2 separate regions of the Homo sapiens genome follow, and region 2 is linked to region 1. A link is a loop called in an ENCODE intact Hi-C map of the cell type or tissue named here. Cell type or tissue: heart left ventricle. All regions are shown on one strand.

The links. Hi-C counts contacts between places; a loop is a spot of excess contacts. Peaks named below come from ENCODE experiments on the same cell type or tissue, not always from the same donor. Only the 100,000 strongest peaks of a DNase experiment are listed, where the experiment ranks them.
Region 2: a loop joins it to region 1, with 2.1 times the contacts of the local background. A loop is called at or near these places in 30 of 110 quality-filtered maps.

The regions. Positions count from the first base shown.
Region 1 is chr2:162,111,415-162,119,414 of GRCh38, reverse strand. It overlaps LOC101929532 (a long non-coding RNA gene), which reads right to left and starts at 4,974. Exons shown (of 4, transcript NR_110255.1): 1 at 4,883-4,974. RefSeq lists a silencer at 6,642-6,936. In heart left ventricle, no CTCF peak of the experiment used is centred here; no DNase peak of the experiment used is centred here; H3K27ac peaks cover 409 bases.
Region 2 is chr2:162,060,566-162,068,565 of GRCh38, reverse strand. The region is part of intron 2 of DPP4 (dipeptidyl peptidase 4); the gene reads left to right. Among named protein-coding and RNA genes, the nearest start is that of DPP4, 9.6 kb to the left of the region's middle. RefSeq lists a silencer at 2,453-2,747 and an enhancer at 4,409-4,478. In heart left ventricle, no CTCF peak of the experiment used is centred here; no DNase peak of the experiment used is centred here.

The DNA of each region.
Region 1 (8,000 bases):
CAGGTAGCCTTAGCAGGTGGGTTCACCTGATTGAGGGGGTACAGTGGAGGTAGAGGAAGACAAGTAATATCTGACAATCATCCCAAAGAATAAATGAACCCACAATTCTCTGTGGAAAATCTGATGTTTAGTTCCCAGAGTTGTTAGGCCTCCAGCCTAGGGAAGAGGAAAATATTTGATGTTTGATAGCCATTGGAGACTGAGTGAGAGATGGGAAAGATAGATTTTTTCCCTCTTAAATTCATCATTTGAGGAATTTTAAACAGTCCATGGAAAGTGCATAATCCTCACAAAGTAGAGGAATAAACAAGTTATTTCCTTGACCTGCCATTTGTCACTCTCGTTGGAACAGGATTTTTGAAATTTCCAGTATAAGAAGTATATTGAACAAGCATGGCCCATTGTGAAATCACAGCACTCCCCTTCAAGTGTTCAGTGGAGTTAACCTTCCCTTGCCCCAGTTGAACATTCACGTGCATCCCAGGACTTTTCTAGATACTCTTGGGTGTGTATGTGAGGACAAGAACGTCCTACAATCCCTTTAGTAACAAGTGAGTGGAATTCAGTAATCAGAACATCTTACATAACCAGAAACTGAAACTGATTTAGCACTAAACCTTTTCCTGTCCCTGTTCCTTGGCTGCTCCGCTGTGGATGGCTTATTCTCTATTCCTCACCTAGTGCTTTCCCTCCTCCCTTCTGATGCCCTCCCCGCAGCTTGCCAGCCAGTTTCTGGGCTAAGGCCAGAGCTAGAAGAGAGACATGGTAAAGGGCCAGGAAATGTCCTTCTTGTACTGGCTTCGGGCTTTCCAGGCCTGGCAAATGTTTGCAGATGAGTCTTTCTTTCATGGGCACTTTCACGGGCATCCTGTAGGTTCCCTGGTGGGCCCCTGCCCTGCAGTCCTGTCCTGGGTTAATGCATCCTATTATGGGTGGCCCAAGGTAGGTAGGGTGACCAACTATCCCAGCTTGTCCAGGAATATTCCCATTTTAGCCTAAAGGGCCCACATCTTGTGAAACTTCTGAGATCCGGGCAAACCAGAATGGTTAGTCAGGGGTTACTCATGAGTCCTTCTGTAGCCCTTAATTATCTGATATTAACTTCAACTTCTGGCTTCTGGCCCTTCAACCATCTAGGGTCCTTGTACAAATTCATAAAAAACCCACACTGACTCACTTGCCCAATCACCCCACACATAGCTAGTCCACAGAAAATATTCCTTTGCCTTTGAAATCTGAAGGTATAAGCTTTCCATCCTGCCTGAATTCAATATTTGTGAAAGTCATCTCCATGTGCATAGGCAAAGCAGCTCGCTGGCCTCCCTTCCCCTTTTCTGGAGAGAATTCAGGATTGTCCTGGGCCCATTTGAATGGATTCATTCCCATCACCTCTGAGAAGGCTTGGCAATGGCCAAGGGGCCTCAAGGGGTACCCAGTCTGGGCTTCTTGGAAAGATGCATATTATTTGTAGATGTGGTCAAATCTGCTATCACCCTTATGCTGTATCTGCTGAGCCTACAAATTACAAATTTCCCTAACCATGGAGGCCCCTATCTAGGTCTGTTTTATATGGTGATAATAAATACCTTACTGATTAAATCACCTTTTAAAAACACTAATTTTAGGCTGGGCGCAGTGGTTCATACCTGTATTCCCAGCACTTTGGGAAGCCGAGGCGGGCAGATCACTTGAGGTCAGGAGTTCAAGACCAGCCTGTTCAACATGGAGACAACCTCATCTCTACCAAAAATACAAAAAAAAATTAGCTGGGAGTAGTGGTGCTCACTTGTAATCCCAGCTACTCGGGAGGCTGAGGCAGGAGAATCAATCGCTTCTGGGAGAAGGAAGTTGCAATGAGCTGAGATCGTGCCACCACACCCCAGGCTGGGCAACAGAGCAAAAACTCTGTCTCAAAAAATAAAGAAAGAAAGAAAACAAAAATGCTAATTTTAATAAAAATAAAGCTATTAATTTAAATGAAAAGATAAATACAAACTTTTAATAACATACAAAATTTTTAATAAAAAATAAATATAATGCCTTATCTTCTTGCCATTACTCTCTTTGAATTTTTACAGCTTAAGTTGCTCCTAACTTCAAGGAAGGTGATTCAAAACTTTCCAAATGAACTCTTGGAGGTCTCCCTTACTAAACATGGGGTAAACCTGAATGGAGCAACTGATCTTTCCAAATAAATCATTTCAAAATTCTCCTCTATGTCAACTCTTTCCATTCTGAAAGTGGTTGAGGGGATTCAAGTCATGGAATGTAAATTTCACATACTGTGATCTGGCTTTGGAATATCACATCAATTCTATCTTGGTGTCTCAGTCTCTAACTTTAATTTTAACACTCTATTACACAAGAAACAAAATAAAAACTAACCCAGTAGGTGGCACCTGCAGAAATATATGCAGAGCATGTGTGGCAGATTGTATTTTCCAAAAATGGCCATAGCAATATTTATGTTCCCACATACTCTCCCAGAACCTTGACATCCTTCCATCAAGCAGTGGAATCTATTATCTCCCCTTTGAATATGGGGCACCTCAATGACTTGCTTTTAACAAATACAATGTAGTAGACGTGATGCTGCCTGACTTCCTAGATGAATTAAAAGAAGGCAATATAGCTTCTGACTAGTTCCTCTCCCCACCCCCCTCTATCTTTCTCCTCTCTCTCTCTCTCTCTCTCTGTCATAATCTGGACCAGTGATAAAATTTGTGGAACCCAGGAGAAAATGAAAATGAGCAGCCTCTTCTTTCAAAACAGTGGCAAGCACAGAGCCCTCTTCTGTGTGTGAGTCTTGTGTAACTACACAGGACACAAATCCATAAAGCAAGCCCTGTTTAAGATGCTTATCTTTGAAAATCAGCCACCATGTTGACAGGAAGCCCAGCCCAAATGGAAGAGTTATGTGTAGCTATTCCACTTGACAGCTGCTTAGTTAACTTGGACAGTTCTAACAAAATACCATAACTGGGTGTCTCAAACAACAAACATTTATTCCTACAGTTCTGGAGGCTGAAATTCCAAGATCATGGTGCTAGCAGGGTCAGGTTTTAGTGAGGGATCTCTTACTGGTTTACAGACAGCCACATTTGGCTGTGTCCTCAGATGGTGGAAAGAGGATGAGCTAGCTCTCTGACCTCTTCTTATAAGGGTACTAACCCCATTAATGAGTGTTCCTTGCTCCAGACCTAATGATATGCCAGAGGCTCCACCTCCAAATGCCATCCCACTGTGGATTAGATTTGAACATATGAATCTGTGGGAGACACGAACATTCAGTCCACAGCAATAGTCCTAGAAATACCCTCAGCAACAGCCAGAAGCACCCCCAGACATGTGAGTGAGCAAGCATTCAGATGATTCCAGCCCCAGCCTTTGAGTCTTCTGCATATGGCTCCTGGCCTCACACAAAAAAGCTGCCCTCCCTGTGCCCTGTCCAAAGAATCCATGAACATAATAAAAGGTTGTTTTGCACCTCTAGATTTGGGGTCATTTGTTACTCAGCCAAGTAACTAGAAATGCATGACTTAGAGACAGGACTTATGAAGGATATGCAGACCAGTCACACCTGCCTTGTCTCTGACATGGCAGCATCTCCCAGAAGCATGTCTTCTAATACCATCTGAGTCCTCCCCAGTGTTGCTCCAAGTCTCTGGACTACAACCACCACAACACCCTAGCAACAGACCCCAAAACTCTCCCTCTGCAGCCTTCTGCTGCCTGAAGCAGCTGCTGCCTTAGACACCTTTTCCAGTATCGAACCTTCATGGTCCTCCACATGAGGCTGTGCAGCTCCATGAGGACCACAGAGACCACTCACTCAATACCACAAGCAACCCTTCAAATACAGTCATCACCAATGAGACTTGTCCCCAACTTCAGATTTGGGGTTACCCTTCCAGCAACCATACCCATTAAATTGGGAATTTATGTATCATTTACATCAGGGTTTCTATGAAAATGAGTCTGAGGCTCAAACTTCATAGTTTTGAAACTCAACCTTTTCATTGGTTCAGAACCACAATCCAAGCTGTGATCGCATACGCTCCATTAGACTTAAATAACTGTTGGGATTCAATGACTCTGTCCTTTCTGCCTGCTTATCTGAGTGCCTTTGGAAGCCATATCTCTTGGAATTTAGCACACTCAACCCATAGCAAATTAATATGTCATAGCATAGAATTTTGTACTTCTAAAAGAAGTACAAAAATGAAAACTAACTAGAAGGTTAGACATTTTTTAGGTTTTACAAATTATGAAACCATGACCACTAAAAGAAACTCATCCATTATACAAAATGATGTTATGAGTTATTTTGAAAAATATCGGAATGTTCTCAAAGTAAATGGTGTTTTTTACCATAGTAAATTTATTCCATGCAACAACTTACTGAATTATTTGCTTTGCTCTTGTTAGTTCCCAAATTCAGCTGTTCCTAAGTGAAGATGCCTTTTTCTCTAAGTTTTCCTTTCAGTCATACATTAGTGCCTGTACCATTTCAAAGCCATGTAAACATTAACTTACATAATATGTAGTTTTTAAGAACCAAAATGTTCTCAAATTTTGAAAATATTTCTTACATTTCTCTTTGGTATCCAATTGCCAAACAAACTTAAATTCAAATTTCTATCAAACTTGTTTTCTGTATCCAAACCACTCTAATTAAACACACCAAGCATAATAAAAAATAAAATAAAAAATTAAAATAAAATAGCATTGCATCCTTAAAGGATTATGTTGAATTATTAAAAAAAAAAAAAACAAATCTGCAGTGTTGTTTTTTCTGTTTTTTTTTTCTCTTTTCTTTTTCCTGAATCATGTCCAAATTAAACCAAGCATGACCATAAAGAAAGGTTATCAAAATACTCACAGTTCAGGCTCCCTACAGGACCGTTCATACTGCTATAGTATTACAAAGTAGTAATAAAAGTGAGTTATGAGGAAATGTGAATTCCTAGCAAGAAAATCTAAAAACAGGATGTTAGAGAACAATGGAAAGCCACCCTGCCTAGTAGTGTATGTACAGTTAGAGAAATTGGCCAACCAAATTCTATTATAAAATAAAGAGAAACAGTATCATTTTTAAAGCACTTTGGAATATTTTTACAGTATTTTGCTCCAAGTAGACACTCAATTATACATTTGCTAAATAAAATAATACAGATTATCTCATTGTTTTACTCCTCAACAACCTTGCAAAAGGGATAATACTATAACTATTACTCAGGAGAAGTTCTGGAGTTCTACAGCTACCATTGTGGCCAGTGCTTTTCCAATATTACACATCTGACACTGCATTCACTCTTTCTTTCATTCATTCATTCATTCATTCATTCATTCATTCATTCATGCATCCATTCATGAACTCTTCAAAGCCAAACTTGTGATTAGTGTATTCAAGGAGAACAGGAGAAAGCAATGCAGTGGGGGAACAGAGACATGTAACCACAGCACTGCATTGCACAATAGTGGTGTCATAGAGATAAACTGCTCTAGGGTCAGACAAGGCTCCCTGGAGCAGCTGACACTCAGCTGAATCTTTAAAGTGGAGACTAACAATGTTGTTTCAATCCATTTTGTCTAAATCAGCACTTCTCAAACTACACATGAAGGAACGCTAATATGAGGCTTAATAACAATAAATATTCTGTGGATGACAGAGTATCCCTATTAGCAGCAGTTGCTCTGGAGTTTGATCTAGTTCTTCATTCATTGCAAATGATTCAGGTTGGCCCATTGTTTCACCGAGGAGCCTGCTGGGTTTGACCATTCAGAATTAGCCTGTCATGATCTGGCTCATGCATGCAGTAAGACCCCATAGGTGGCCAGATAACTGAATATTCTGAATTTTAAGACTAAGGGACAAGACTCTGGAGCAGAGGGGACACTGTAAGACATTGCATCACACCACAAGTCTCACCCTTGTTGCAGCTAATACCTTGGGTGGCTTTTCTTAATTGTTTAAACAGAACTTAAACATTCTTTAGATGGATTTGAGGGTGTGATAAAGAAAGAATTTATTTTAAAAACAAACTGGAAGTGATAATAAGCTGGATTGCTCTATATTTAAGTAAGAAGCCAAACATAACTTATCAAAGGGCCTTTTGAAGTTGTACAAGGCAAAGTCTTCTCTGCTTCAGGGTGAGACCAAGTAGCGCATATTATGGAAAGCCACTCAGCTCCCACAGTTTCTGGGAGAACAGAGAAAAGAGCCCATGGGTTGCCCGTTTAAAGTGAATAATCTAAGTACTGAAATGTTGAAAGCTGAAATCAGAATTAGATTAGTTAGAAAAAAAGTTAAAGTGAGAAAGAGCCTCTCCAGGAATCTCCCATTGTACACAGCAAGTGGCCAGGCCTCCGTAACAACCCTGAGAAGAGCACACCACTTTGTGAATTAGAAATTTGGCAGTAACCTACGTAGGCCTACCATTTCCAATGTGTTTCATGTCGTTTTTATAGAAGTCTCAAGTTGGTGTTTGTAATTTCTACAAAAATTTTCCCTCGGAATGAGATTTGTGTTGATGGGAATTGTTTGTGGGAGTTCTAAGGTTTGCTTATGGTTGCCACATTTCTCAATGGTTGGGGCAAGATGGTACAAGTTCAGAGTGGAAGGGGTGCCCTCTCCAACATGACAGAGCGCATCTCAGGGCCTGAGCTAACATCTAAAGAGACTTTGATATTGAGTGGCATAGAATGTTCTTTATTTTAGGTGATGCGTCAGATGTGCAGAAATCTCCCTGGAAGTTGTGCAGTGTGATTGTGCAAACACTGAGGCTCCTGCAGCAAGAAGTCTGAACAACAAGAAATGGTAATAATTGCTGAGACTTCGCTCTGCACTGGACCTTCCTGTAACACATTGCCTAGATCATCAAAGAAGTGGGACTCTCTGAAGAAAGGAAAAATTTCAGCCAGTTATGACATTTGGCTCTACTGTGTTTGTACAAATACCAACTCAATGTTTATTGACCCAGTCAGTCCAGTGGAAAATGAAACTGAGAAAAACAAGAAATAACAAACTAGAAAGTGAGTTATTTTCTTAGCATTTTAATTATAAGGAAATTTCACAATTATACACATATTATTTGTGTGTGCAAGTAATCTTGTAAGTTTATTTACTTATGTAACAAATGTTTTTCAAGTGTTTACAATATACCAAGTACACCAGCCTCATGCCAGGTGCTGAAGACATAGAAGTGAAGCAGTGTTTTGATTTTCTGTTTCTGTGTAACAAACCGCCTCAGAACTCAATGCCTTAAAACTACAATTCATTATGCTCTTTCAGTGAGTTGACTGGACTCAGCTGGACAGTTCCAACTTGGCATTGCTCATGTAGTGACAAAGATATAGTGGTTGGGGCTAGAGGCATATGAAGGCTTGACTGGTCTGGACATCCAAGTTGTTTTGTGTGCCCGCAGCTGGGATGGCTAGGAACATCTGGAGCTGTCTAGACCATTTCTTTCTCTCTCTCTCTCTCTGTGCATATGGCCTATGCACCTGGCCAACTTCGGCTTCCCTAAGCAAGGCAATCTCAGGTAGTCAGATGTCTTCCAAGTTTTTCTGGAGCACAGAGACCAAGCCAGAAGCTGCAAGGCTTCTTACAACCTAGCCCAAAGTCATGCAGCCTCCGTTCCACTGAATTATATTGACTACACAGGACAAGCCCAGATTCACTGTGGGAGAAGATGACCCAAGGCTATGAATGTAAGTGTGGTTTGTTAAGGGACCATCTTTAGTGACTAAACAGGACAAACAAGCATCATACCTAGCGTCAAGTATTTATAATAGTTAAATAAACATTGGATTCAGAGTTGTAGTCCTGACTACTACCTTAGTCTTCGCCATGTGATTGTCAAAGTGATTACGCATTTAAAAACAAAATAACAAAAACGTAACTAAAATCACTATTGAAGAGGATTTATAAATGTTATATACAATTAAGTACTTGGCAGCAATTAAAAACTATGCTTTCAGCCAGTCATGGTGGCTCA
Region 2 (8,000 bases), 51 kb after region 1:
CTGTGTACTATTGGTCACACAGACCAACCCTGATACAATGTGGGAGGGCACTACACAAGTGTGTAAATACCAGGAGGTGGAGATCATTGGGAACCATGATGGAGGCTGGCTCCAATGACTATCAAAGAAGTTAAGGAACTTGCTCAAAGTTCCACAAAGTTGGGATTCATACTCAGGCAATGTGACTCTACAGCTGATACTCAGTACTGTTCAACTCCATATCATTCTGTCAGCTTGTAATCAAGTATAAAATCAACTTGGCCATATTAGCATAATTGTTATAACTTCTCATTTGCATAGCGATATTATAATTTCATGGCTTCTAATCTCTATGTGTTAAGTATCCTGAGGAAGAGCCTACTGCTGCTGCCTTCATTCTCATATAAAGCTGTATATAGGCAATGACTGACATCTCAAGCTTTTGAATGGTTTCGATTTTTAGTATTAGTAGTAATAATAGATTCAGATTTACCTACTGGCACTAAATTACACTTGCTTTGCTTCTGATGTAAGTTACATTATTTCATTTGATCTTCACAGAGAAGTTCATTTTAGAGAGATATATTAATATCTTGACTTTTTACACGTGAAAGTTTAGGGGTTTGCAAGTAAGTACTGGATCTTGGGAATCCAAATCTTTTGACTACCAACCTTCCCTGAGCCTGCTGGTTCCCATGAATGGCTAATTTATAGAAATGCCTTGGTGAGAGTTTTTCTGAGTTAATGTTTAATCATTACTTTATGGTTGGATGCTAATCCTTTCATTGCTGTAAATCAATATCTTGTAAATATTTTTAACTTTAGTCTTCACAGCTCCATTATGACCTCCAAAAGAGGGTGTGTCTCTCAATTTGAGAGTAACCTGAAACCATGAAATTAGAACTAACTGTTTTATTATTTGCCAAGCATTGTATTGTTTTATATTGTTCTTCAAAATTATAACTTCCTAGGAAGCTTTTACAAATTTAAAGATAAACTATGTGCTTTCTTTAACTGGGGGCATTAATGTGCACATTTCTTAATTATTTGGTTCAGTGAGGAAGAAAGTAGACCTATGAGTTCAGGGTCCTAGAAGAGGAGGTAATGTAAGGCAGAGCCAAAGCCACTAGAGATTTTATTCATGGCACTCTAGGAGCCATGGTGGCTCAGGATGTATAACTGAGGTAGAGGGAGTAGGAGAGGTGAGTATCAAGCAGGTCTTATCATCCACCCCTTCCCTGACTTCTTAAAACTGGGGACCCCAAAACTGAGCTTAGTGGCCTCTGTGGCCTAATACCATTTCTGTGAGGCTGGAACCCTCTTTTCTTGTTTTCCTCAGTTGTTCTAAAGCCCACCCTGCTCAAACTCATGTCCATAAGTTTCATGGATGACTCTTATTTCTCTATTATATTCTTCCATTATTTGATTCCAGGCATAAAACTCTTTCAGTATGAGATTTAAAACCTCTTCAGGGCCAAGGTCCAACAGTGGCTAAATACAATATTTTTCAATTCAAAAACATATATTGAATGCTTACTGCATGTCAAGTGTTATTGAAGGTATGGGGGATATGGCCTGCTATGATTGCGTATTTGTCCCCTCCAAACCTCATGTTGAAATTTGATCTCCAGTGTTGGAGGTGAGGCCTAATGGAAGGTATCTGCATAATGGGATCAGAGCCCTCCCACAGGGGTGAGTGAGTTCTTGCTCTATTCGTTTCCGTAACAGCTGATTATTAAAAAGAGCCTAGCACCTCCCTCTTTCTTGCTTTCTTTCTCACCATGTGATCTCTGCACATGCCAGCCTCCCCTTCACCTTCTGCTATAAGTAGAAGCAGCCTGAGACCATCATCAGATGTAAATGCCCAATATTGAACTTTCCAGTCACCAGAATCATGATCCAAATAATCTTTTAAAAAGATAAATTACTAGCCTCAGATATTCCTTTATAGCAATACAAAATGAGCTAAGATCTAGCCCTAAGCAGTATAGATAATGTCCCTGTTCCACTGGACCTTTACAGTTCATAGAGCAGGCAAATTATAGGCAAGTGCAGAAATAATTTCAGATGGTAATAAATGCTATGACAGAAATCAAGTGGGATAGAGAGGACCGGCAGACACAGAAAGGAGTTTCTCTCTTATTCCAAGTATGATTTTGAGCTCCTGGAGGATTTCAGCATGAATGTGACATGATCTTTTCACATTTCAAAAATATGCCTCTGACTCTTGTGTGGATAGTAGTTTGGGGTTGGTGTGGTTTGTCCAGGTGATCAATGATGGTGGCTTGGAGAAGGATGGTAGCACTGGAGGTGAAAATAAGTTTAAAAAAAAAAAAGAAACGCAGGATGTATTTTGGAGGTAAGACAATGTGCAGGCATGTGAAGAGTGAGGGAAGGAGAGAAGGTAAGGATGGCTCCTTGGACAGCTGGCTAGATAGCTTAAGTAAAGAATTTCTCTTGCCTCCTGGCTGTTTCCTTTTTATCAGAGCTTGTCTGCAGAGGTTCCTCTGGCTTAACTCCCCTTTCCTATTGGATCAGCCTTCCCCTTTCAAGGATGTGCTCAGGAACACCTCCTACTTCATATTCACCCAGCACAGATTTGTTGACAGAAGGTAATTCTCCAACTTGGCAAATATTTATTGAGGATTTTCTATATGCCAGGTACTTTGTGGGTCCCTAGGGATAGAAAGACAATAGATATGGCCTTTGTCCTCAAATAATTGACAGCATTAAAAGACACATAAACATTAACTACAATCAAAAGAGCTAAGTGCCCTTCTAGTAAATGATCAAAGTGCTATGGAAGCACTAGTGACCAAATGATAAATGCTGCCCCAGGAAGTTTCTACATAAACAACCAAGCATAAAGCATTAATAATTAATGGGTCTTAATATTATCCTTCCAATCCTTCAGCCCCCAAACTGGCTCTGAGGCATGCAGTGCACCTCCGTGTCCATCCTCACTGACTTACAGCCCCCTGATGCTGTATGAGGATTGTATCAGGATGTTTTGGGCTTCAAGGAACCCAATACCTGGCCAAAAGTTATTTGAATGATAGCGTTTTATTACTGTATTGTCATTAGCATCTTTTATAATTGGAAGTGCAGAAGTAAAGTGGTTCTTGGGTTTGTTAATGTAATGGCCTGAACACATCAAGAACATGGGGCCTTTCCACCTTTCAGCTCTGCCATCCTTGGAGTTTTGTCTTTTGATCTCCAGTATGTCATCTCATGGTTGAGCATGGCTTCTGCAGCTCAACCCAGCACTTGCTCATACAGCTCATTCACAGGGCAGAAGAGGATGCTCTTCCTCATTCATGTTCTGCTGTATCAGGGAGGAAAACCATTTCCATAAGTCCTCTGACCAGATGCAAACTTTCAGATCTTACTGGCGACATTTGTGTCACTTGTCCATATCCAAACCAATCACCGGCAAGGAGAATGAATTGCCGTGATTGAACCAGACTACTCAAGACTCACCTTTCTCAGGTTGGAAAGTATCTTCTTTTGCTAGCACATGGAAGGAGAAGGGCAAATACCTAAGTTGAATTGAAAATTCTGAAAGACAGAAATCGGGGAGACGGCCTATGTAGGCATATCGTGTATTTGGTTATTGCTCTCTTTTCATTACGTTAGAAAGATTTAATTTTTCAACAAAAGAGGACAGACATCAAGCCAGCTCTGATCTCCAAAAATCTGGAGCTGTAATTCTCTCCTTTCCTTCTCCTCACTTTCTTTCCTAACTGGGTTTATTGCAAATCAGTGTGCTTTGTTGCTGCCTTTCTGATCTCAAGGACATTTTGACCTCAGCCCTTTCTTTCTTTTGGCATCCAAAGTGATCAAGAGGAGAAAATAATTGAATTGCAATGTTAAAATATAAATCTGAGATAATAGAGCAGGTAAGAAACATCTGAGGGGAATTACTGACAATTTACCTCTAGAAAATCCACATAAACTGTCACATTTCATCCAGTTCATAATAGCAGAAAGTGGTAGAAATAGTCAACATAAAATAAGATGGGCAAAATTTTTAAAAAATGGTAAAACTTAGATCTGCTAAAGTTAACCCAGGAAAGTAGGACTTAAAATAATTAATGGCCATAAAAATAAAATAGTAAATAACAAAAGCAAACAAAATAACCTCACAAGGTCCAGAAGCTATAATTTAATCTAACATGGGCAAAAAAAATCTAATTGATGACTCAAATCTTTGTTTTAAAATTTCCAGCGAAAAAATTACTCTGCATGGTAATGATTTTCTTAAAATGAAAAGGGTTTGGCTGTACTGAAAGGAGAACCCAGAACCCAGCAGCCAGTGGACCCTTATTCCTTCCTGGCAATCTGGCCCTATTTTCCCTGTCTGCTCACTCGCTTGCTTTTCTGGTGAACTATTCCAGGTATCTCCTCTCCACTCAAACTTCCAACACCTCCTCCATATGCTCATTCATAGCTAAGGACCTGGCTTCCTGTTTTGATAAGAAAACTGAAACCATTAGAAGAGAACTTCAATTCTCACCGGCTCATCAGTGCATTCACCTGTATCGGCTCCCCTCCCAAGTTAGAGGAATGAATGCTCAGGCTCCTACCCAAGACCAGGCCCTTTGTTTGTGCCCTGGGTCCCATCCCTTTTGCCTACTGAAAGATTAGGCTCCAGCTGTCCCCTTGCATGTGGCAACATCATTTTTTCCATCTCTATTTGATCATGAACATACAGTAGTGTCTCATATTCTTAAAAAATAAGAAGGAAACTGTCTTTTTCCACCCTCATCCCTGCCAACCTACCACTCCCTTTCTCTGCTCTCTTTACCACAAAACTTCTTAAAGAGTTTCTATTATCACTGTCTGTTACCCCTCTCCCTTTTTTTCTCTTAAGCCTCCTGGAATAAGGGTTATCCCCACCACACCACTAAAACAGCTGTATTCTTGTCAAGGTCCCTAATCTCTGTGTTGCAGATTGGGAGTTGCTTCTCACTCTGTGTCTCGTGTGCCTGTCAATTAGTCATCCTTCTTCTCCACCTCCCCTCGGGGCTCTCACTCTCTCCTGGTTGTCCTTCTACCTCACTGTGCAGTCTTTCCCAGCCTCCTTAGGTATTCTTCCTGATGTCTTCAACTTCTCACCTTGGACTACTCTGGGGCTCCATCCTAAGACCTTTTCCTTTTTCACCTTAGATGACCTCATCCACTCCCATGGCCTCAAATACCATTTACAACTTGGCAACTTTCCAATTTTACCTGCAAACCAGACCTTTTCCTGAGCTCTAGGTGCAGTATACAACTGCTTACTGGACATCTCCATTTGGATGTGATATTGGCATCTCATACTGACATCTTCCAAAACTCTTTGTCTTCCCTTAGTACATCTTATTTCAGCAAATGGCAATTCTATTTTTGTAGTTACTGAGGCCAATATCCATGCAAGTTCTCCTCAACTCCTCTCTTTCATCCACAAGTCACATCCAATGTGTCGGCAGTTTTATCATCTGTATCTTCATATTCTCTCAGAGTTTGACCCTACCTCACCACCTCATCTCCTACTACCCTGGTCAAAGACACAATTGCCCTTCCCCTAAATTATTGCCAACATCTCTCTTTTTTTTTTTCTTACTTCCCTATGGTGTATTCTCAACACAACAGACAAGGTGATTGTGGTAGGCAGAATGCTAAGGTGACCCCCAAGAACCCTCTCCTCCGCTCCTGTGTACTAATCTCTGAGATTGTGGATATGATGAATTTTCTTCCTGTAGTTAAGTTTCGTTATGATGCACAGTTGGCTTTAAGAAAGGGAGATTACCTGCTTGGGCCTGACTGAATCACATGAACTGTTTAAAAGCAGAGTTTCTCTGGCTAGTCACAGAACAGGCAGTCAGGAATCCCAGGCATGAGAAGGATTTAACATGCCATTGCTGACTTGGAAGATGGAGGGGCCATATGGCCAGGAATGTGGGTCATCTCTAGGAGGTGAGAGCAGCCCTGGCTTATAGTCAACAAGTAAATGAGAACTTCACTCTCACAACCTCAATGAACTGAATTTTGCCAACAACCTGTGTGAGCCTGGGAGCAGGTAATTTTTCCCCAGAGCCTCCAGCTGACAACTCATTCCAGCCAAAACTTTGATTTTAACCTCACAATACTTTGAACAGAGAACTCAGCAAAATGGGCTGGACTGCTGACTTTTAGAACTCTAAGCTGATACATGTGTGCTGTGTTAAGTCACTAAGTTTGTGGTGATTTGTTACATAGCAATAGAAAACCATTAATAATATAGTGATAAAATTGTTTTAATTTATTATTTATTTATTTATTTTGAGATGGAGTCTTGCTCTGTCGCTCAGGCTGGAGTGCAGCGATGCAGTCTCAGCTCACTGCAACCACTGCCTCCCAGTTTCAAGCGATTCTCCCGCCTCAGCCTCCCAGATAGCTGGCACTATAGGTGTGCACCACCACGCCCAGCTAATTTTTTTTTTTTTTTTTTGTATTTTTAGTAGAGACAGGGTTTTGCCATGTTGGCCAGGCTGGTCTCATACTCCTGACCTCAGGTGATTTGCCTGTCTTGGCCTCCCAAAGTGCTGGGATTATAGGTGTAAGCCACCATGCCCAGGCTGGCGACCACATTTAAACATAAGTCAAATCATGTCCTTTTCTGCTTAACATCGTTCATTGGCTTTCCATTGTGAAGGCTCCATGGCACTTGTTACCACCTAGCATATGGCATTGCTTACTCATTATCTGTTCCTATGTCTCCCCCAGTTAAAATATAAGCTTCATAAGGGCAGGAGTTTTTCATGCTTTATTCACTGTGATGTCTCTAGTGCCTAGAACACTGAATAACACAGTAAGTGCTAAGTAAATATTTGGTGAATTAAAGAAATTATCTTGGAGCTCAGGCAAGAAAATTTTTTTAATGAACATTTATTAATATTGCTGTAATTCTGAATAAAATTATTATATTTATAAACCACTCAGTACTAAATCATGTATACCTACAATTTGTAAGTGCTAGCAACTGTTTGAAAAAAGATAGAATACGTTTATCCTCATGGCTTATTAATAGTTTGGTTAAGAAAAGACTGTTAAAGTAAGTACTTAAATAGATATAAAATTACTTGATTAATTGGCAAAATATGTGGTACAGAAAATAAACATTTTAATAAGATGAGGAGAGAGAAATGAATGTGGACTAAGTAGTAAGGGATAGATCAAGAGACATGAAGAGGAATAGTGGGAAAATGAAGGCCATGAATGTAGACTGTTTATTTGAGAAGTTTGTCCAGATGGCTTGGGGATGCAGCAGGATCAGGTAAGTATTTCTTTAAGATCAGTACACACTCTGCATCCTTAACCACAGAGCAGAAGTGAGCAGTGGAAAGAAACTGAAGATGCAGCTGGGCACAGTGGCTCACACATGTAATCCTAGCTCTTTGGGATGCTGAGGCAGGAGGATCGCTTGAGCCCAGGAGTTCGTTCAAGGCTTTAGTGAGCCATGATAGTGCCATTGCACTCTAGCCTGGGTGACAGAGTGAGACCCTGTTTCAAGTAAAAAAGAGAAAGAGGAAGGAAGGAAGGAAGGAAGGAAGGAAGGAGGGAGGGAGGGAGGGAGGGAGGGAGGGAAGGAAGGAAGCTAAGAAAGAAGGAGGCTAGGAAGGAAGGAAGCTAGGAACGAAGGAAGCTAGGGAGGGAGGGAGGGAGGAGGAAGGAAGGAAAGAAAGAGGGAAGGAAGGAAGGAAGGAGCTTTGTGTTTTAGAGGGAAAAGGTAAGATTTTAAAAAAATCCCTTGGGAACAAGAGGACAAGCATCTGAGTCATAGATTGGGGTGTGGAATGATCGGGGAGGAAGCTCACCTCTCCCTCAGAGTTCTAAGGAAAGAGTTGAACAATGGCAGGAGGGACAGATACCACAGAACTGATGAGCTTGGTAGAAAATAAGCTCCTATGGTAGCTTTTGCTGTAAAGGAGGAATCATTGAATTTTTTTGTTGGCTAATTTTATAATTTTTTCAAAATGTATACTGCAGGACCTGAGTTG